Regions from separate parts of the Homo sapiens genome. Here region 1 is linked to region 2. The links are chromatin loops, found by intact Hi-C in ENCODE. Cell type or tissue: transverse colon. All regions are shown on one strand. Each heading gives the region's core, and the rest is flanking DNA. Links, peaks and the distances in the headings are about the cores only.

Region 1 (10,734 bases), core at 4,746-7,245, 52 kb before region 2:
AAAATAAATTACTTCCTCTGTTAGAGGTCCCTGAATATCTACAGGTACATTTAATGCCAAGTTATGATGAGGACAGACTGGACCCTTCAGAACCTTACCTTATTTCTGCACAGTTCCTCAAACGACCCTTCAAATCCTCTCTTTTGGGCCCAGGAACATAATGTCTCAACATCTGGTACCACAATTGCAATGAGAAATGCCTTTAACACAGACAAATGAGTTATTACATAGCTTGATCCAAATGCTCTAAAATAGTGGTTCTTTATTTTTCCATCTTGTGGCCCCCTGGGAGAATATGATGAAAGTTATGGCTCATCTATTCAGAACATACTACCCCCCTCCCCCAGGAGTTCACTCAGCCCAGATTAAGAACTCCTGGCTCTAAAATGTGGTAAGCATCAGGAATTTTGCAATTAATGTTTTTAAAAAACCACTGGGAATACCAATCTAACAAATCTCTAATTCGTATTTACTTTTATATACTTATTTTTTTAAAAGCAGGGTCAAGTAAACAAGGTGATGGATATCAGATAACTGCTTTTAAAAAAAAAAGGAAAAAAAGGAAGCCTGTCTCATGCTTGTAATCCTAGCACGTTGGGAAGCCAATGGGGATCACTTGAGGCCAGGAGTTCGAGACCAGTCTGGGCAATATAGTGAGACTCCATCTCTACCAAAAAATTGAAAATCAGCTGGGTGTGGTGGCTTGCACCTGTAATCCCAGCTACTCAGGAGGCTGAGGTAGGAGGATCCCCTGGAACCCAGCAATTTGAAGCTGTAATGAGCTATGACTGCCATTACACTCCAGCTGGACAACAGAGTGAGACCCTATCTTTAAGAAAATAAATAAATAAAATGTATATAGGTTCATTTTTAAAGAAAAATCTCTAATATCCCATTCTTTATAATCTACTAACAATAAAATTAAAAATCAAAAGAATGAGAAGATTCTAGATCAAACGAAAATAGCTGCAATCTCAAAGAAAAATAAGTGCATTCTCTTATAAGAAAATATCCTAAAATAATTTTAAAATCTAACAACTTTTTCTTTTTTTTTTAAATTATACTTTAAGTTTTAGGGTACATGTGCACAACGTGCAGGTTAGTGCCATGTTGGTGTGCTGCACCTGTTAACTCGTCATTTAACATTAGGTATATCTCCTAATGCTATCCCTCCCTCCCTCCCCCCACCCCACAACAGGCCCTCGTGTGTGATGTTCCCCTTCCTGTGTCCATGTGTTCTCATTGTTCAGTTCCCACCTATGAGTGACAACATGCAGTGTTTGTTTTTTGTCCTTGTGATAGTTTGCTGAGAATGATGGTTTCCAGCTTCATCCATGTCCCTGCAAAGGACATGAACTCATCATTTTTTATGGCTGCATAGTATTCCATGGTGTATATGTGACACATTTTCTTAATCCAGTCTATCATTGTTGTATATTTGGGTTGGTTCCAAGTCTTTGCTATTGTGAATAGTGCTGCAATAAACATACGTGTGCATGTGTCTTTAATAGCAGCATGATTTATAAATCTCTTGGGTATATACCCAGTAATGGGATTGCTGGGTCAAATGTCTAAAACATCAAAAGCAGTGGCAACAAAAGCCAAAATTGACAAATGGGATCTAATTAAACTAAACAGCTTCTGCACAGCAAAAGAAACTACCATCAGAGCGAACAGGCAACCTACAGAACGGGAGAAAATTTTTGCAACCTACTCATCTGACAAAGGGCTAATATCCAGAATCTACAATGAACTGAAACAAATTTACAAGAAAAAAACAACCCCATCAAAAAGTGGGTAGAGGATATGAACAGACACTTCTCAAAAGAAGACATTTATGCAGCCAAAAGACACATGAAAAAATGCTCATCATCACTGGCCATCAGAGAAATGCAAATCAAAACCACAATGAGATACCATCTCACACCAGTTAGAATGGCAATCATTAAAAAGTCAGGAAACAACAGGTGCTGGAGAGGATGTGGAGAAATAGGAACGCTTTTACACTGTTGGTGGGACTGTAAACTAGTTCAACCATTGTGGAAGTCAGTGTGGCGATTCCTCAGGGATCTAGAACTAGAAATACCATTTGACCCAACTTTCCAAAAGGTTAATTTTCAGGAAACCAGATCCTCTCTTCCTTGGCATCATCTGTCCAACATTTTGGCAAATACCATACATGTTTCACTGCAATACTGATTTTGATTTTCAACTTTGAGTATTCTTGGTTCACAACCACCGTTTGCTCAAAAATGATTAGGAAGCATATCATCAATAGGCTGGGTTTAATATGTTTGAAAATTGTAAACTTTCTTATAACCCATGTCAATATTTTCTTTCATAATTGGAAACATATATTACCCATGCCCCTGTCCCCCAGTATGTTTATCCAACCTCCCCTTGGTACATCAGACCTCTCTAAGTAAAATAAAAATGTGGAAATTAAAGAGAACAAATTTTCCTGAGCAGGAAATGCCAAGCAACAAAAATCAGTAACAGGTCAATGATATTCTAGCAGATTAGACATGAAAGCCAAGTGATAGGCGTCTCAAACTTCCAATCACATTTAAAGCCCCTGGAGTACCAGGCAATGGCAATGTGTATGCAGCAAGATTCAAGACCCAGAAAGCACATACCTGCAGGCTTTCTCCGTGGACAAACACCTGAGCAACAGGCTCACTTCGCATGTAGATATTTTCAATCTTTTCAGGGGCTATGTATTCTCCTTGTGCCAGCTTAAATATGTGCTTTTTCCGGTCGATAATTTTCAAGGTGCCATTCTGTTGATCAGAGGGGAGGGGGTTATGAATGGGCTGATGGCTGGTTTCCAACCAGGATGGATCCCAGTACAACACTGAAAGGTATTTAATACACACTATTGATTAATTCTAATAACATCCCACAGAGGTCAGTTATGATCCCATTTTACAGAGAGGAAAACAAAGGCTTAGAGAGACTGAGGAACTTGTCCAAGGCTATTTGGCCAAGTGCAGAGACAGAGAAGGGGTCCTAGAGCCCGTGCTTATTCAGCGTCACCACTTGGCACCACTGACTGGTCAACACTAGCAAGGCTTTGCTGGCTCATTTAGCCTCCTGTCTGAATTAGGCGCATACACATCTGGCTCACCAAGTGACTCAAGTTCCTTAATAGCAGGAACACAACTTTTCCTTCCAAAGTGCTCTGCACAGAGTAAGAGTTCAAGAAATGTTTCCTACACAAAGGCCAAATTCCTGTTTTCTTCCTCGATGTCTGGAGGGGTGCTCTTGGCCCTTTGGGAAGAGTGAGTCAACTGTGGAAGTGCTCTAGCATCTCTGGACCAGACCAGCCACATCCCAGTAGTGCCGTAAGCAAAACCCTAGTCCCACTTTTACCCCATCCCCACCCCGGGGCCACTCTCATGCCTCCAAAAGTCATCTGTAGAAAGTGTCTAGGGTTCTTTTGTTCCACACCAGTTCTCCATTTTCAAAAGGAGCAAACCAAGGTCCAGAGAGACTATGGGATGTGTTCGTGAGTGCCACAGTAGAATTGGAACTGACATTTAATCTCTCTTGAACCGGAAGAGGGGGACTTAATTTAGCTCTAAATAGTTTGGGTATTGCAAAATCTGAAGTAATTTTGGGAGGTATTTTTCTAATCAATACAAATTCCAAAGAAATAAGCACCTAAAATCTACAAGAATCTGCCAATACACAGTAATAAAAATTATATTTGTAATTTTAGGGCTTGCAATCAGCATCATAATAACTTCGAAACAGCAGATTACTGGTCAAACCAACAGGTAGGACAGGTCAGGCTTCTTGCACAAGCTTCTCACTCTTAAGATAGACTCTTCAGAATTTCTCTACAGTAAATGGTTCTGAGACTACATTCAACTAAATTCAAGGAGTTCGCCTAATCTGTGAAACACCCTATTTTTAATGAGATGACAAACCTAAGAAACACATTTATTCCCAAATCCTTACCCATCCTACATTGCTGGAAGTCTACCACAACTTCCCCCAGATCTTATTTAACTGAGGCCTCAACATCACGGCTCAGTACGGATATTGTAAAAAAGCCACTGTCTCTTTGTATTCCGGTTGAGAAGCAACAACCAGAATTGATGTTAAGCATCAAAACGGGCCAGGCGCGGTGGTGGCTCACGCCTGTAATCCCAGCACTTTGGGAGGCTGAGGCGGGTGGATCACCTGAGGTCAGGAGTTTGAGACCAGCCTGGCCAACATGGTGAAACCCCGTCTCTACTAAAAATATAAAAATCAGCCAGGTGTGGTGGTGGGCACCTGTAATCCTAGATACTTGGGAGGCTGAGGCAGGAGAATCACTTGAACCCGAGAGGTGGAGGTTGCAGTGAGCCGAGATCACGCCATTGCACTCCAGCCAGCCTGGGTGACAAGAACATGATTCCGTCTCAAAAAAAAAAAACCCCAAAAACACAACAAAGAAACAAAAAAGCATCAGAACAAAACATATTCGCTGAAGTGAAAGTGAAAATCCAACCAAGGATGCTAAGTGTAACCCTGTCCCCTGCAGGAAATGGAACAGTCTACATCATACCACTCACCAAGGAGGAAGGGAAAGAGAAAATTCAGGGTGCCACTGCCACATGGCAGCTGCACAGTAGATAAGACATTTTCTTCCCCACAGTGGAACTGAACTGTTTGTGACCTGAGGAGGCGGCAACTTACTGGTAACCATTTTCCAATGTCCCCTGTGTGTAACCAGCCGTCTTTGTCCAAAGCTTCTGCTGTTTTCGCTGGGTCCTTCAAGTAGCCCTGAAATACATTTGGCCCTTTCACACACACCTAAAGAAAAGAAGATCATCAGTGAACAGCATTTACTGGGGTTTTTCCAGAGAAAACTGGTGTGTGCATGTGTGTACGTGTGTGTCTGCCCCAACCTTTAGCTGGAAGCCCTAAACTCCAGGATGCAGAGGGAGTTACCAGAGCCCCACCAGGGTCTGCGAGAGATCTCCAGTGCCCCTACTTCCCTTCCTGAATTACCTCAGCTCTGGCCGATTTGTAGGGCAAATGCTTGCCCTAGGTTCTGGCTCAAAGCTGTTGGAAAGCCCCGCAGGGGATGAAATCACTTTTAAGTAATTAGGCTTCCCATCCAGCAGCCAGCAGCTCACTAATAGGTACCCAGGGCAATCAACAGGCAGGACCTTCGTCCCAGGAACTGAGGCCACCGGGCCTTTCTTTGCAGGCTCTCCAGCCCAAATCCCTATGAGGCCTGGCAGAGGAAGACAGGCATCAGTGTCCCTCCTGCCCACTCCCCGAGAGCTGAACATAAATGTACCCTCAGAAAGAAGCCTGGCAGACTCCAGGATCACCAATGAAGTCAAGTTCAATGGCTTTATTGAGCTGTTGGGAAATACCACAGCATTCGCAAAGGCCAGCGATCACAGGAAATGGCAGCGAGGGAAAATGACTGACGGTTTTCACTCACCTCGCCCTCGCCCTCGGCAGCCATGTAATTCATTTCTTCCACATCAACAAGTTTTATCAAATTGCACGGCATCGGGGCCCCAACATGGCCTGTATATTAAATAAGCAAATGGTCATTCCTAAGGGAACTACTCATAACCTCAGGTCAAATTATTTTGATAGCAAACAGGATTCCACATAAGAAAAACGGCTGGGATAAACTTCTGATTTCTGCAATTACAGCCATTCTCTTCCTAGTATAATTTAAGAGAGTCTATTCTTAGACTAGGGAAGAACATATTTAGTGTCTTCAGGACCTTTTCCAAGTGTGATGCTCTGAGTTATTTATGAGTAATTTGGCCTCTATGTGAAGGTTCCTACAAACACCTGGAAGCAGCCTCTCTCAAACCTTCACTCGGCTTCCACCCTCCGATCGCCCCCACCCATTACTTGCACTCATCTTACACAGAATTCTTAGCATCCTGTTCTCTGTAAGAAGAGAGAACATATGCAGCTTTGGCAAACCTCACGCACCACCTGGTTCTGATCAACACGGCCTTTATTTCCTTGCGTATGAAGAAGCATGTCTTACAGTTTTTACTAAGACGGGACAGTGCTTATTTCTACAGCTAACTTAACTCTCTTGCCAAAGGCTGTTAAGACTGGGCTGTCTTTTCCAAAAGCAGCAACAACAGACATTAGATATGTTAGATATCACATTAGATATCACAAATAATTCTTCCTATGTTTTAATAATTTGAGCTTCTAGAGATCAGTATTCCAAATTCTCTGTTAAGGAAACTGAGGTTAAAAATTAAACAAATACCATAAAGAAGATTCACAGACTGTCTGCGTTAATTCCAGGACAATGATGTTAGTGGACAGTGCTAGGTTCTAGAATATATGTTACTAAATGGTGCTAATACTTATAATACTCCAAATAAGCTGGGAAGTTTATTTATCACAGTGTAGAATTTACTACTCAGGTGACACAGAGGAAGCACAGAAGCTCTGCAGTCAGGCCGGGGTTGAAATCCTGGCTCCAAAGCATAATGCCGCGTAAATTCTCATACATCATTTATGTGTTACTTAAGCAACAATCTATAATTTCCTCTGAGAAGTACCAGAACTTATCTCACAGGGACACTGTTGGGGTTACACTGACATTAGGTACATCCTAAGCACCCATCACAGAGGCTTACCCATGACAGATGCTCAATTATTTTTGTTTGTCCTCCTCCTTTTTCCTTTTGAGAAATGACTTTTTGAGAAAAAGGACTTGTATTTATTCCTATTGGTAGTCCCAACACCTAGCACAGCACACAGTACAAATTCAATAACTATTTGTTGTTTAAAATGACCAGCAAATAACGAGACCCTACTCAATTACTAGGAAGCTCTGTTGGGCCAGACACTCTCAATCTGGAACACAGGGCCCCTCTCAGATGTCACTAGTAGAGTCTAGGCAAGTCTCTGCTGCCACCAGCTTTACAGTCAGATCCCCAGCGCCACCCCTCAGTTGCAGGAGGTGTTCTCCCCACAGTGCCCTGACTTACAAGAGTGTTTGCCCCCAGAGCCTAATGATCAGAAACATAGCACTTTTGTTTAAGATGGTTAATGAACCAGTCAGTGATTAACCCAATTCCAGACATACCAATAACCCAGTATGAATAACAAAATTCCAAAAAGGAGCCTCCTACAGCCATACCTGCGGTCCAGTCTCCAGGCATGGTCAGGCAGCACCCGGCAGTGCACTCTGTCTGTCCGTATCCTTCATAAAACTGGGGCACCAAGAGATGCAACATTATTAAGGAGAGCACAATCACACCTTTACTGGAAGTGCACAAGCAATGAAGTCTCACTAACTCCCAAGTCATGGCTGACTGGTGAAATCTCATTTCAAATGGTCTGTTCAGTAAGTTCATTCAATGGTCCAGTGTGCTTTACGCCAACACCAGCCGTCACCCAGGTACACCTTCTATTTAACTTCCAGTGGCCAAGCGAGGGAGAACCCCTATGTGACTGGTCACCACCCAGCAGCAGTGAACTCCCTTGGCCAATTCACAGGACATGTACCCCACACATGCCCCGTCTGCCACCAAATCCTCCTTTCTCCCTTTACTACAGGTTGTCAGCATGGTGTGCGGGTAGGCTCATCACCTGTGACCCATTCCACAGCTGCATACCTGCTTCTAAAGGTTGTCTTGCACCTGATCCTAGAGAAAATTCAACAAATGGCAGACACACACATTCCCCTGCCTAGGGTAAAAAATATACATATGGTTGCTTCTCCAAGCAACCTAATAATAACATATCTTCCAAACAAACATAACACACACACACAAAGTAGGGGGTGGGAAGGATAGGGGTGATGTTGGTGAAAGGACACAAAGTCTCCATCAGGAGGAACTGGTTCAAGAGCTCCATAGCACCACGTGGTGACTAGAGCTAACAACAATGTATCATATACTTGAAAACTGCCCAGAGGGTAGATTCCAAGTGTTCTCACCACGTGGGAAAAAAAAGTATGGGTGGTAAGACACATGTTAATTAGCTTCATTTAGCCATTCCACAATGTTTACATATTACATACATCAAAACATCATGTTGTTACGCCATAAATATAGATACGCTTGTCAATTAAGAAAGAACACACACACACACACACAGTACAGATGACTTTTGGTGCAGAAGAGGACTGGGCATCCTAGTGTGGGAGAATCAGGCGCCGTGACATCCACCTCACCTGACAGCCCAGGGCTGCTCTGAGGAACGTCAGCACAGTGGCAGACACCGGGGCGGCTCCTGTCACCATCAGCCGGACTCTTCCGCCCAGGCTCGACTTTCAGGGAGGGAGAGTGGGAGAAGGTGAGGGTTACACACCTGGAAGTCGGCGGCCTCTCCGCCAAGGGGGCCTGCTTGGGACCCCGTTCCCTAACCCATAGCTGCAGACCACACGGAGGCCACACGGAGAACTCACAGCCCTCATGATGGCAGCACAGGGCTACGGTTTGTTTCCACCCGTGACTGCCCTGTTCCCTCCCAATGGGGATGGAAGTCAGCCCCACCTCTGCAGAAGCTATTTCAGGGAATTAGAACACAACTGGGCAGATCTGTGGCAACTACCACAATTCTGGCCTTCTGGGGGGCATGATATTGTTACACGTTATCACTCATGCTTGAAAAATTACCTCAAGAGTGACACGCTTGTTCCGGAAAAACGCAACAAAATGGAGAATGAGAAAGGCTCCACTACCCTGACTCCTTTTCCCCCTAGATGGCTGCAATACTATTGATCTTAGAAACTGAGGCCTCCTTAATGGCTTTGCCTTAGTTTTTAAATGTGTGCCAGAATTAACAAAAACATGTTATTCTCTCCCTTACCTTCATCTCTCCCTCTCACAAAAAAGGCCCTCCCAGAACTCTGAAAAGCGAAGTCGGTTTCCATGGGAGCAGTGGCTGTGAGTCACGTGTTACCTGTACTTTGTGGAAGATCAGCCGGTCCCACAGGCTGTTGTTTCTGATGATGCCGCTGCGAAGCTCTGCTTCTTTCCTCTTGGAGGCAAAGTCCAAGAGCCATCGCTTCAGCGTGGTGTTTGCTTGTCCGAAAATCTAATGAGGCAAGACATGAGAAAGTTTTCACACCTACTAGGATGGCCAGAGTCAAAGAGTGTGGAGAAATCAGAACCCTCACACACAGCTGGGGAACACAAAATGGCACAGCTGCTCTGACAGCCTGGCCGGTCCTCTAACGGCCCCACATGGTCAGCACAGGACAGCAATTCCACACCTCGGTATACACCCAGGAGCAATGGACACATACATCCCCAAATGCCCATCGAGTAGGAATGTGTAGGCCAGGTGCGGTGGCCCACGCTTGTATTCCCAGCACTTTGGGAGGCTGAGGTGGGCAGATCTCCTGAGCTCAGGAGTTTGAGTCCAGTGTGGCCAACATGGTAAGACCCCATCTCTACAAAAAATACAGAAATTAGCCGGGCATGGTGGCACATGCCTGCGGTCCCAGCTACTCAGGAGGCTAAGGTGGGAGGACTGCTTGAGCCCTGGAGGTGGAGGCTGCAGTGAGCCATGATAACACCACTGCACTCTAGCCTGGATGACAGAGAGAGAGACCCTGTCTCAAAAAAAAAAAAAAAAAAGGAATGGATAAATAAAATGCGTTATACCCATACAGTGGAATACTATTTGGCCGTTAAAAGGAATGAAGTGCTAATACGTGCTACATGGATGCTTGTGAAAGACGCCAGTCACAAAGGAGCACATATGGCATGATTCCATCCACAGAAAAGTCCAGAATAGAGAAATACACAGATGAGCGGATGCTGAAGGGTGGAGGGGGTCGGGGAGCTGATAAAGAATAGGTAAGGGTTTCTCTTGGAGGTCATGAAAATGTTCTAAAATTGATTGTAGTGATGGCTGGAGAACTGTGAAAGTACTCAAAACCTTTGAATTACACACTTTAAATCAGCAAATTATACAGAGTATTATATGTTGATAAAGTTGTCCTTTTAAAAAGAACCATTAAAAACATAAGAACGTTCTGAGAGATAACAAAAGTCCTGCCTCAAAATAAAGAGTAAGTGAACACTCTTTCTGGAGATTGCTCATGCCCCTCGCGCCTGGCCCTGGCTGTGCGGTCCACGCAATGATACCCACCGCAGAGGGGCTGGTGTTCTCTTGGGCTCTGCTGTGGCTTAGTCACTTCTTTCAGTGTGGCCAATTAAGTAATGTTTTACATGTCCATGCAAGGAGCTTTACAATGAAGAAAACCATTTCATAGTTACTATTCTTACGTGATCCCATTAGCAACTTTTGGAGACAAACAGTAGGAGAGAAGAGGTAAACAGTCCGTGTTACACATGAGGAAGCAGAGGCTCAAAGTGTTTATTGTAAAAATAAAATGACCTCCCACATTATGCTTGTGTTGTGACCATGGTTTACAAAGTGTGTTCATGCATTTTCTCTTATAATCCTTATCAGCCACTCTGAGAGGTAAACGCATTCTAACTTTACAGATGAGTAAACTGAAGTTCTGTAAGATTGGGAGGATTGTCCAGGGTCATACAGATGGCACATGGCACAGCCCAATTCAAGCCCAAGCCCCTGCGTCCAAGTCAGTGCTCAGTCCTGGGACTTCGCTGCTTGGAACTTACTCGGTCAAACATCCGGTTCAGCAGTCTTGGAACCACGGGGAAGACAGTGGGTTGAAGCACCTTGAGGTCATCCATGAGCAGCCTGATATCTCCTTGGAAAAATCCGATTTTAGCTCCATGACACAGCATTACACACTAT
Region 2 (10,734 bases), core at 3,529-6,028:
TCTTAGGGAGGGTTGCATGGAGAAGGCACAGCTGAGCTGGTCCTTGACAAATGAGAATCATCTGGGAAAATGAGCTATCCTTCATGCCCCAGGGACAGAGACAAGGCTACTAGAAGTGCCTCCTGACCTCAGGGCTCGCACTTTCGCACATTAATCTGGAACAAACGATAGGGCTCAAGCGGATAGGATAGGATAGGATAGGAAAGGGGAAGGAAGATGTTTGGGGAAATGGGCTTAGTTATGAGTTTGTTAGGAGCCACTGTGCTTAAGCACTTGCCGTGTGTCAGGTGCTGTGCTACGGGACTGCGCACAGGGCTAAATGCGTCCTCGTCACAGTCCTTACTGCACGGGGTTGTTACTGCCTTCAGCTCAAAGATCAGGAAACTGTACAGGAGTCAAATGTCCTGCCCTAGTTCCACATGAGAACAGGATGAGTGCCTGGGTCTGAAGCCAAAGCCCACAGACCTCAAGAGCTGAGCACATCAGCCCAGTCGTGCGTGGGTGTTCAAGTCTAAACAGAGGGCATAGGTGACACTGACAATGACAAGCCACGATGCACAATGCTTTTTTTTTGTTTTGTTTTTTGAGACAGAGTCTCACTTTGTCGCCCAGGCTGGAGTGCAGTGGTGTGATCTCGGCTCACTGCAAGCTCCGCCTTCTGGGTTCACGCCATTCTCCCACCTCAGCCTCCGGAGTAGCTGGAACTTCAGGCACCCGCCACCACGCCTGGCTAATTTTTTTTTTGTATTTTTAGTAGAGACGGGGTTTCACCGTGTTGGCCAGGATGGTCTCGATCTCCCGACTTTGTGATCTGCCCGCCTTGGCCTCCCAAAGTGCTGGGATTACAGGTGTGAGCCACCGCGCCCAGCTGCACAATGCTTTAAGAGCCCAGGATTCAAACCCAGATTTCCAACAACAGATGAACGGATCAAAATGTAGTCTATACAATGGAACATTATCCAACCTTTAAAAAGAAGGAAATTTGGATACATGCCATGACATGGATGAAGCAAAGGACAAATACTACATGATCTCACTTCTAGGAGGTACCTAGAATCAGCAAATTCACAGAGACAGAAAGCAGCAGAGAGGTTACTGGGGGCTGGGCAGGGGGAGGAGGAATGAGCGTTATTGCTGAACGGGCACAGAGTTTCAATTCGGGATGACGAAACATTCTGGAACTAGATGGTGGTAATGGTTATACAACCCTATGAATGTACTTCAAACCACTGTGTAACTGTATACTTAAAAATGATTAGCATGACAAATTTTATGTTATATATATTTTACCACAATAAAAAAAGTTTAATTATTTTTAAAAATTGCTTAAGTGGATACAAATGGACAAAAGAGAAGTAATTTTGAGCCTGAGAATGAATGGCAAAACACTGAAGAGACACTGGGAGGAGGAGACAGGAGGGTGATTTGTGAGCAACCGGCCCAACCTTCCAGGGTCCTCAGGGCCCTCCTTCATGTGGGAGGAGGCGGCGGTTCCACAACTACCCAGAAATCCTACACAATCCCCTCTATGAGAAGCAATCAGTCCTTCCTCTGAACTCCAGGACTTCTTTATTTGTAACCCCTGTGTGGTACTTAGCACCTCCTGTCTTACACTTACAGCGAATGGTACTTAGTACCTATGTAGATGCTTCTTCCTCTCCCCGGCCAGGGTCTCCTCCCATCTGTCTTTATATGCCCTTGGTTCTTAACACAGTCCCGAGCCAAGGACAGGTGCTTAACAAACATCTACTGAGTCATGAATGACCCTCTGTGATTCTGACCGTGTCAGACCCTCTGTGATTCTGACTGTGTCTCTGCAGCAAGTCCCTTGAGGATATATTCATAGAACAGTGATTCTCCAAAAAGAAAGGGGGTATTAAGCATTTTCCAACTTCAGTAGTCTCCTTCTACCCGCCACCAGACTCCTACACCGCACACCAGAAAGGAGTAGAGAACATCTCCTGGCTGACTGGGGGAAAAAGAAAAGGGTGCGAGCCACTGATGTAAAGGGGACATAAAAATATTCTCTTGCTCTTATTTTGATCATGTTTTATATTTCTCAAATTGTTTCACTTATGTAGAATGTCAGCCCAAGACTGCCATCAACTCTAAGGGCTACTGTCTTTAGAAGACGCTGAGATACAGTGAGATTTGGACAGACGACTGATGATTCATTTAAAACAAATCAAGGCTGCCCCGGGGGAAGGGAAGAGATCAAATAAGTACTTTTCTTAAGTAAAACAGCAAATATCAGAAAGGCTTGAGCCCAGAGCCCCATACCAGGGCTGGACTCCAACTTCTGTGAGTTTTCTATGACAGAAAAGAGAATCTTCCAAACCAGGGAAACAGACAAGACTCAAGCACAAGATCCAGAGTCCCACGCGAGGGCTCTAGTGAGGAGAATGCTCCCAGAAACACAGAGCTAGTGGGCGGCCACCTGAGATGTACGGAATGCTGACAACAGGATATGCCCAACATTCTCCAGAGCAAACAAAACAAAACAAAACAAAACATATAGCTCTCCTCCCTTCTCTCTTCACACACAGCTGCAAAGATCTGTCATGTACATCCACTTGAGAAAATGATGATTATAGTTAGGACATGCCCCATGACGATATCCAGGTCATGTACAGCCTTTGCGTGGGACAGCAGGGCTAAATTTTGGCGGTACATATTTAAGAGGGCAAGTTTCCATTCAAAAAATTTCCTATGAGAAGAAAGATGATTCCACTTGTCTTCCAATACTGATTGAATAAGGCTAAGCAACTGTTGTAGATATGTCACAATGAGGCAGATAAGTTTACTGATAAGAGCTAGAGAAGGCAGCCAACTTGGGCAGATAGCCTCCGTCAACAGCTTTGTGGCAGCGGATGGAGACAAAAAGATCCGCTTTTTAGGCTGACGCAATCCTTCTGCAAAGAGCAAGACAGAAAAGGCTTGTGTAGACTAAACTTCTCACTCATGAACTGGATCAATACGGCATGTTATTTCAGCTGATGTTCAGCACAGGAAGAGTCGGAATTGTGTCTCTATGACCGCAAGTTGAAGAACATGACAGCATGTTCTAAGGGTATTAGGCAAGACAAGCACGGCCTGTTATTACGAAAGCTAAAGAAGGAAATAAAAGGCTTTTTGCCACTGAAATAATCCAGAAGACTCTTCACCTTACTGGACTCAGCTAACCACAAAGTAAGCCCTGAAGCAAGAGACCACACCAGGAGAAGAGAGCACAACTGAACAGCAGAGAGGATCAAATGTCCTTTCACAGTAGCCAGAGCTGGCCCCAAGCTATGCAGGCACTTTCCTCCTCCGAGGGCCATGGATGGAGAGGAAGCTCCACTTGTTTGAGAAACTGCACGCAGAGAAGGTACCTAGATCCTGGGGTCCTCTCAGGTGCTCTGCCCAAAGTCAGGATCTTCCCATCTTCCCGTGGTGACTATGGAAATAAACAGAATATGAACATGTAAGGCTGGGCACAGTGGCTCACGCCTGTAATCCCAGCACTTAGAGAGGCCGAGGCGGGTGGATCACGAGGTCAGGAGATCAAGACCATCCTGGCTCACACGGTGAAACCCCGTCTCTACTAAAAATACAAAAAAATTAGCCATGCATGGTGGTGGGCTCCTGTAGTCCCAGCTACTCGGGAGGCTGAGGCAGGAGAATGGCATGAACCCGGGAGGCGGAGCTTGCAGTGAGCCAAGATCGTGCCACTGCTCTCCAGCCTGGGCGACAGAGCGAGACTCCGCCTCAAAAAAAAAAAAAAAAAAAAAAAGGAGAGTGGGAACAGAGGAGAGCTACGCCTCTTTCCATCATGAACATCATGGTAGCTTCTCCAAGACTATGTAAGAGAAGGGAAAAGATGGCCACACAATCCTGGCGTCCAGGACTAAACAATCAAGTTTCCACCTAATACCCAAAACCCCCAGGGAACAGTGATATATGAAGAAAAGAGTCAATGTTAAAACCTTCAATTCTATGTGGCGAGTCTATGGGTGTTTTTACTACTATGTTGTTGTTCTTTGTATGTTGCTGTATTTTTCCCAATTTTTTACTATGGAAAAATTAATATAAAACTTGCCATCCTAACTATTAGCTGTATTTTTAAAAGTTTCTCCAGATAAAGAAGCTATAAGTGAGTCAGGTCAGTTAATGTCCTCCTGTATTTATGTATTTCCCACCTGCTCCACGAAGGATTTAGGTAGTGACCTGTCCTCAGAACAGAATGACAGATAGGATATAAACCCCTCCTGGAAAATATGTAGCTATGCTTTGCCCCGTCTGCCCACGCTGGACCCGGCTCAGCCACTGACCTGCTATGTGAGCCACTTCCACTTTCGTGCCTCTTTGAAAAAGGAGTCACACCACAAAAAAAGAAGCAACACTCTGAACATTCCAGGGGGATAACCAACTCTCCTTAGTTCCTGACAATCAGAAAGCCTGAGGATAAAATACTTACAAGGTTTTCTTTGCCTTCAGCAAGTTTAGGATATCAATGAAGACAAACACACCTGCAAGAGTTAACAGAGCTACAGAAGACAGATCTGATAACCACGGCAGGTAGGGCCCTGGTGCTCCAGGAATCTAGGGGAGGGAGAAAACAGTACGCATGCACCAGGCATCCGAGGGAGGGCTGTCCAGAGAGCTGAGGGTGGAACCAGGCCAAGTCTGAACAGGCAGAGACAGGAGTGGGTGGAGAAACACCAGCAACAGCCAGACAGTGCTGTGAGCAAAGAGGCAGGGAGGAGGCCCTGAAGGAGCGGCAGGTGGGCTGGGGACTCGCAGCCGCATTGTAAGGCAACCGTCAGGAGCCTCTGCCTCTCTCTCTCCCATGACAGCATTCTTGTCAATGTCTTGGCTGAGTAAGAAACAGCTGGCTAAAGGAGGCTCGCCCTCACCCAGTGGGTGTTTAGTTCACAGAGCCCTCCTGTCCCCTCCAGGACCCAGGCCTGGGGGGGGAAACTGGGAAGAGTAAGACCCAGTCCTTGTCTTCAAGGAGTCCACAGCACCCCACAGCTCGCAGAGGTCACAGCTATCACATATCAGTGACCTGGATAAGAAGGTTAAAAAGGGCAAAGGTTGGGTAGAGTTACTCACACCTCTTAAAATAGACCAAGGTTTCAGAGACTGATAACCACAGAAATGGCTTAGCAGGACACGGGTGAGAAGACAGGACACAAAGACCTCTCTGCCCAGGGAGAAGAAGATCAGCCTCTCACGAGTTTGGAGAAATCCACTTCTGAGTTGAGTTTTTACAGATTTCAACAGGTACCTGCTGTTACTTTAAAAAGCAGAGATGAGGCCAGGTTTACAGGTTCATGCCTGTAAACCCAGCACTTTGGGAGGCAGAGGTGGGTGGATCATCTGAGGCCAGGAGTTCAAGCCCAGCCTGGCCAACATGGCGAAACTCCATCTCTACTAAAAATACAAAAATTAGCCAGGCGTGATGGCACACACCTGTAGTCCCGGCTACTCGGAGGCTGAGGCAGGAGAGTCGATTGAACCTGTGGGGGGCGCAGCGGCAGTGAGCCAAGATGGCACCACTGCGCTCCAGCCTGGACAACAGAGACGCCATCCAAAAGAAAAAAAAAAAAGCAGACATGAATGGAATCTAGAAGATAATCACAGGCTATGAGGTTCCCCAGGACTGGACGCAGCCTGCAAAAAACATGGGACCCTGTTCTGGCCTCTGAATTGTGCCTGTCATGTGGAAGACCTCAGTGGTGTTGGAGGAAGCAACAAGTGAAATAGGGAAAAGGTTAACCAGGATTTAGCTCATCGTATTGGGAAGGAGAAGAGAGGTACTGGTGACAACCACGAGACATGAGCTAAAATTACACAAAGAGCTCAGGTAACTATAAAAAGAGGTGACTGGCTCTGGGGAAGCCAAAATCAAAACAAACCTAACAAGTTGCAGAAGATTATAGAATAATGACCAGTGTTTAAAAGACAGAAAGAAAAAGAGACTATGCAGTTCGGCCATTACCTGCTCGGAATGGGTGATACTAGTTTGGGGTCTCTATATTCCCTTTATGTTTCACTTAAAATTTATTATGAAAATTCAAATCTATTCAAAAGTAGACACAGAAGTATAATAAAACTATATTTTATGTACCCGTGACTCCAACTTCAGCTTCAGTAATGATCAACGTTTTGCTGTTTCATTATACCCACTTCTTAAAAAATTACTTTAAGTTACATCCCAACACCCTGTCTCTCAGGTGACATTTCTGAGGCCTCCACGGCTCTATGGTTCTACCGCGTGGGGGTATCATGTGCAGGACAGTAAAACTGACTGGCATGTAGGCTGCATCTTGCCAACTGCCCAAAGGTTTAAACAAAAGGAGGCAACCTGAATATTGACTTGAAGCATCCAACTCAGCATAATACTTAATTATCATGCAAGAAAAACGCCCATATATTCAATTTGCAAATATTGAGGATATGCAAGTCAGCTCCAGCCTCAGGGGATATGATAGTAAACAAAAGAGAAAAAAATAAAACCCTGATCCCAATGAGGCTTCCACACTGCTAAGTTTTGGGACCAGAGACAAAACATACTCTGGAGTTAACCTGACTCTCCTTAAGTCACAGGCCTATTTGACATGAATCACAACCTAGCCAGAGAGCAGTTTCTATTCCCCTTTAATTGACAAATTCTTTCCTTTTTAAAAAATGGCATTCAGAGGTCTCTCATGATACTGGTGCTAGAGAAGGAGTTAACTTTCTGGTTCTCTAGACTTCTGATGATGTACCCCAATAAATAAATGCACCCCTCACATTAAATGCTTTTATCTATAAACCATATACAAGTATTTTCTGACCATTAGAAAACACACAAATATGAATTTAAAAGATGGCCAAAAAATAACTATCCATAGAAGTTCTAATGTTTCTATTCTATTCTACAATCTAATGGATGGTCTAGGCAGCCACTATGGGGCATACACCCCACTCTGGAGACAGTCCTTCCATCTCCTGAGCAGCCCTGCAGCCTCTTTGGTGGCTTGCCTGCCTTGTGTCTCCATCTGTTCCCCACCATGGGCAACAATGCATGAAACTGCTAATGGAGGCACCCTGAAATGCGTGCCACACCTGGGAGGCAGAGGGACAGTGCCTGCAAAAGCCTGCAAAAAGGGACTGTCACATCAAAGAGGGAGGAAAAGACACTCAGCATCACCCAGTGATGAAGGGAAGCATGCCAGAGAGAGCAGGACGCTACTGGTGACCGTCGCCTGGCCTGCCTGAGAGGGTGAAGAGACTGAGCCGGCCTCTCTGCAGGACAGAGAGGCTTGAGGCCGAGACCCACGCCAGGCTCCAGGGCTGGCCTCCTCTGAAGGTCTGTCCTGGACACCCTGAAGCTTCAGCCCTGACCCCAAGGACAAGGATCTTCACCCTGCCTGAACTCTAGGGAGGTCTTGGCATCGGCAGAGTTTGCCTCTGACTCACATCAGGAGAGAAAAGCACAGACTGGCTGTCTTCAGAGTCTAACCTGGGAGTCTGGGCTGCTCAGCCACCCCCTCAAGAACTCAGTTCCGTCCACTGTGAGGTGCCTGGCTGGGCTGCTTGACAGATAAGGTCCCCCGCCAGCTCCCCATCCTGGGATGCCTCAGAAGCTTGCCTGAGGCGCAATGTAGGTAACTGTCCTACAGAAGGAACAATGAGCCATTTGACCATTTCACTAGTGGCACAGAAACAAGGGGCAATTTGAACACAAGAATACCAGGTAAAGGAAGACTACAGTAGAGTTATGTAACATTAGCTGGAGCTCAACACTAATCTCCTCCCCTCTCACACCCTGCAAAGACCACAGCCACCTGCTTCTCCAACACAAGTGAAACTACACGGAAAGAAACACCTCAGATGTACTCCGAAACACAAACTTCACTCAGTGAAAGCACAGGCTTAGGTCCACAGACTTTCGATGCCTTGATCTTGGCTATAAGATCTACGTTTTGCACAGTATCAGAATAGACAAACCTGGAACATTACAATGTATATTCTTGTTAGGGACCACCTTCTATGGGACATCTGACCATCGGAACCTGCCCTACCCTCAATCCATCATTAGATAATCTTACATGCTTACTAGCGGTAAGGCCCTGTATTAAACGCTGCTGAAAACACAGAGATGACAATGACTAGGTCTCCCATGTGCCCAGAGCTTAGAGTGTGGCTGGGGTGCCAATCTGTGGAAGCCAGATATGCACTCATGAAAAGATGCACGTGGGACAGAGGCTGGGATGCTCATCAAAATATTTAATAGCCAGTACGGCCAGACACCAACCAGCCAGAAAAGACACAGGCCAGTGCACCAAAACAGGGCTCCAAAGTTCCTCTACTGCCCCATGTATTAACCCTTTAGTTTCCATATGAAGGGCGGGGGCACTTGGGTAGCAGCTATTCTCTAGCCAGGATGGGAGTATTTCGATATTTTAACCACTAGCATGATCGCTGGTGCATCTACAGCTGAATGACAGTGAGTGTAGGTGAGGAAGGGGAGAGTCACTCCAGGAAAAGTGCCTCTGAGGAGCAGGGCTCTGTGGGACAAGGAATGGCATTCCAAATAGGCCAACATGGGCATCGTACCATTTAGATGTACTTTTTTTTTTTTTTTTTTTGGAGACAGAGCCTCACTCTATACCCCAGGCTGGAGTGCAATGGCACGATCTTGGCTCACTGCAACCTCTGCCTCCCAGGCTCAAGGGATTCTCCTGCCTCAGCCTCCTGAGTAGCTGGGATTACAGGCGCCTGCCACCACACCTGGCTAATTTTTGTATTTTTAGCAGAGACAGGGTTTCACCATGTTGTCCAGGCTGGTCTCGAACTCCTGACCTCAGATGATCCACCTGCCTTGGCCTCCCAAAGTGCTGAGATTACAGGCGTGAGCTACCACACCCAGCCTAGATGTACTCAACACAAACTTTATCCCAGCAAAAGCACAGACTTGAGTCTAGAGATTTTCAGTGTCTTGATCTTAGCTATAGGATCAAAGACACCATCGGACCAGGACACAGGAAGGTCAGTCAGGCAGATGACAGCACCCAGGTACAGTGTCTTGGGTACACAGACCCATTAACCCCATGCCGCCAGAGTTTGCTTTCTAGAAGCCTCAGGATATGGTGGTTTGGAGAGGAGTGGAGATAGCAGGTAGGAAGCAAGCTGCAGAAGCCCCTGACAGGCAAGGTAAGTAAACACCTGGAGCCTTATGGAGGGGAGCCTGGAAGGCTTCTGCTTAGGAGGGATTTGATCAGAGCTGTGATTTAGAAAAAGCAACCATCCCCCTCTGCACCCTGCCCCTCTTCCTAACAAAGGCCTTCACTGTTTAAATTGGAGGTGACAATTCTGGTTCACGATGGCAATACTGAGAAGGCAAGGAGGAAATGCATGTGTGTTGGGTAATACTGCACAGAGAGGGTCAGAATAAGCAGAACTGCTGACTGACTGGACTTCAGGGCAGAAACCAAGGGCAATACCGACGTCCAGCCATTCTTTGAACAGGCACAGGGCCCGGGAACAAACTCCACACGTGTGCATGGCCAGAGGGTCAGGCAGGTTGTGTTACCTTGGCCAAGTCACCCCCCTCCGATCCCTGCAGACTCCCAAGTAGCTGGGACTACAGGTGCCCACCACCATGCCTGGCTAATTTTTTGTATTTTTAGTAGAGACAGGGTTGCACCGTGTTAGCCAGGATGGTCTTGATCTCCTGACCTCATGATCCGCCCACCTCGGCCTCCCAAAGTGCTGGGATTACAGGCGTGAGCCACTGCACCCGGCCAGTCATGCGTCTCAATTGTTCTCCAGCCTTACAAGACCAATGTCCAGGGCAGGCAAAGCCTTTTATTTTTTAATTCTCTAGAAAGTCACAGCTACATAGCAAGTGATCTTATCACTCCCTGAGCCACGCTGAATCAAAATTTGTGGTCTCTTTCAGCACTCTAGTGGTATAAAGAGATAATTCAAGGCAGAGTGTAAATGAGATGGGGGTAAAATCAAGGAGCAGTGACACCGAAGGAGACCCAGCTCTGTCCTTCCTGTCTTACTGCCAGCTGTATAACCTGGAACTTTCTTTTTTTTTCTTTTGGAGACAGAGTCTCACTCTGTCACCCAGGCTGGAGTGCTGTGGCGCAATCTTGGCTCACTGCAGCCTCCGCCTCCTGGGTTCATGCGATTCTCCTGCCTCAACCTCCCGAGCAGCTGAGACTACAGGCACGTACCACCACGCCCAGTTAATTTTTGTATTTTTAGTAGAGACGGGGTTTCACCATATTGGTCAGGGTGATCCACCCGCCTCGGCCTCCCAAAATGCTGGGATTACAGGCGTGAGCCACCGCACCTGGCCTAACCTGGAACTTTCTAGGCCCTCCTGGAGTGAGAACTTCTAGCTCTGGAGGGGCAGTAGAGCCCAGCAATTAGGAGCACAGACCCTGAAGCCAGACTGCCTAGGTTCAAATTCTGGTATGGGGAACTTAATCTTTGCACCTGTTCCTTTATCTTGTGTACAGTAAGGATAGCAGCAGGACCTACCTTACAGGGTTGCTGAAGGTACTAATGAGTTAACCCATCAGAAGCTTAGCAGCACCTGGCTCTGTCTGCTGCTCTCATCACTGCTCTGTTCCTAAGCCTGGCCGTGTCCAGGCTGTGGCTACCACCTCGGTCAGCTACCACAGCCCTGCTTTGTGGCAGACACCTGGACCCTGAAGGAGAAACTAGCTCCGGAAGCACTTTCTCATGACT

The links. Hi-C counts contacts between places; a loop is a spot of excess contacts. Peaks named below come from ENCODE experiments on the same cell type or tissue, not always from the same donor. Only the 100,000 strongest peaks of a DNase experiment are listed, where the experiment ranks them.
Region 1: it touches region 2 in a loop (2.0-fold over the local background); 12 of 110 quality-filtered maps call a loop at or near these places.

What each region holds. Positions count from the first base shown.
Region 1 is chr4:184,757,721-184,768,454 of GRCh38, forward strand. It overlaps ACSL1 (acyl-CoA synthetase long chain family member 1), which reads right to left. Exons shown (of 21, transcript NM_001995.5): 12 at 10,596-10,730; 13 at 8,902-9,036; 14 at 8,171-8,266; 15 at 7,133-7,205; 16 at 5,447-5,535; 17 at 4,687-4,803; 18 at 2,637-2,780; 19 at 99-200. Among named protein-coding and RNA genes, the nearest start is that of CENPU, 29 kb to the left of the region's middle. In transverse colon, for the core only: no CTCF peak of the experiment used is centred there; a DNase peak (open chromatin) is centred at 5,939; H3K27ac peaks cover 1,099 bases.
Region 2 is chr4:184,810,542-184,821,275 of GRCh38, forward strand. The region is part of intron 1 of ACSL1 (acyl-CoA synthetase long chain family member 1); the gene reads right to left. Among named protein-coding and RNA genes, the nearest start is that of ACSL1, 10 kb to the right of the region's middle. RefSeq lists enhancers at 4,369-4,548, 4,689-4,748, 4,929-5,248, 5,519-5,598, 7,163-7,242 and 1 more. In transverse colon, for the core only: no CTCF peak of the experiment used is centred there; a DNase peak (open chromatin) is centred at 4,660; H3K27ac peaks cover 1,621 bases.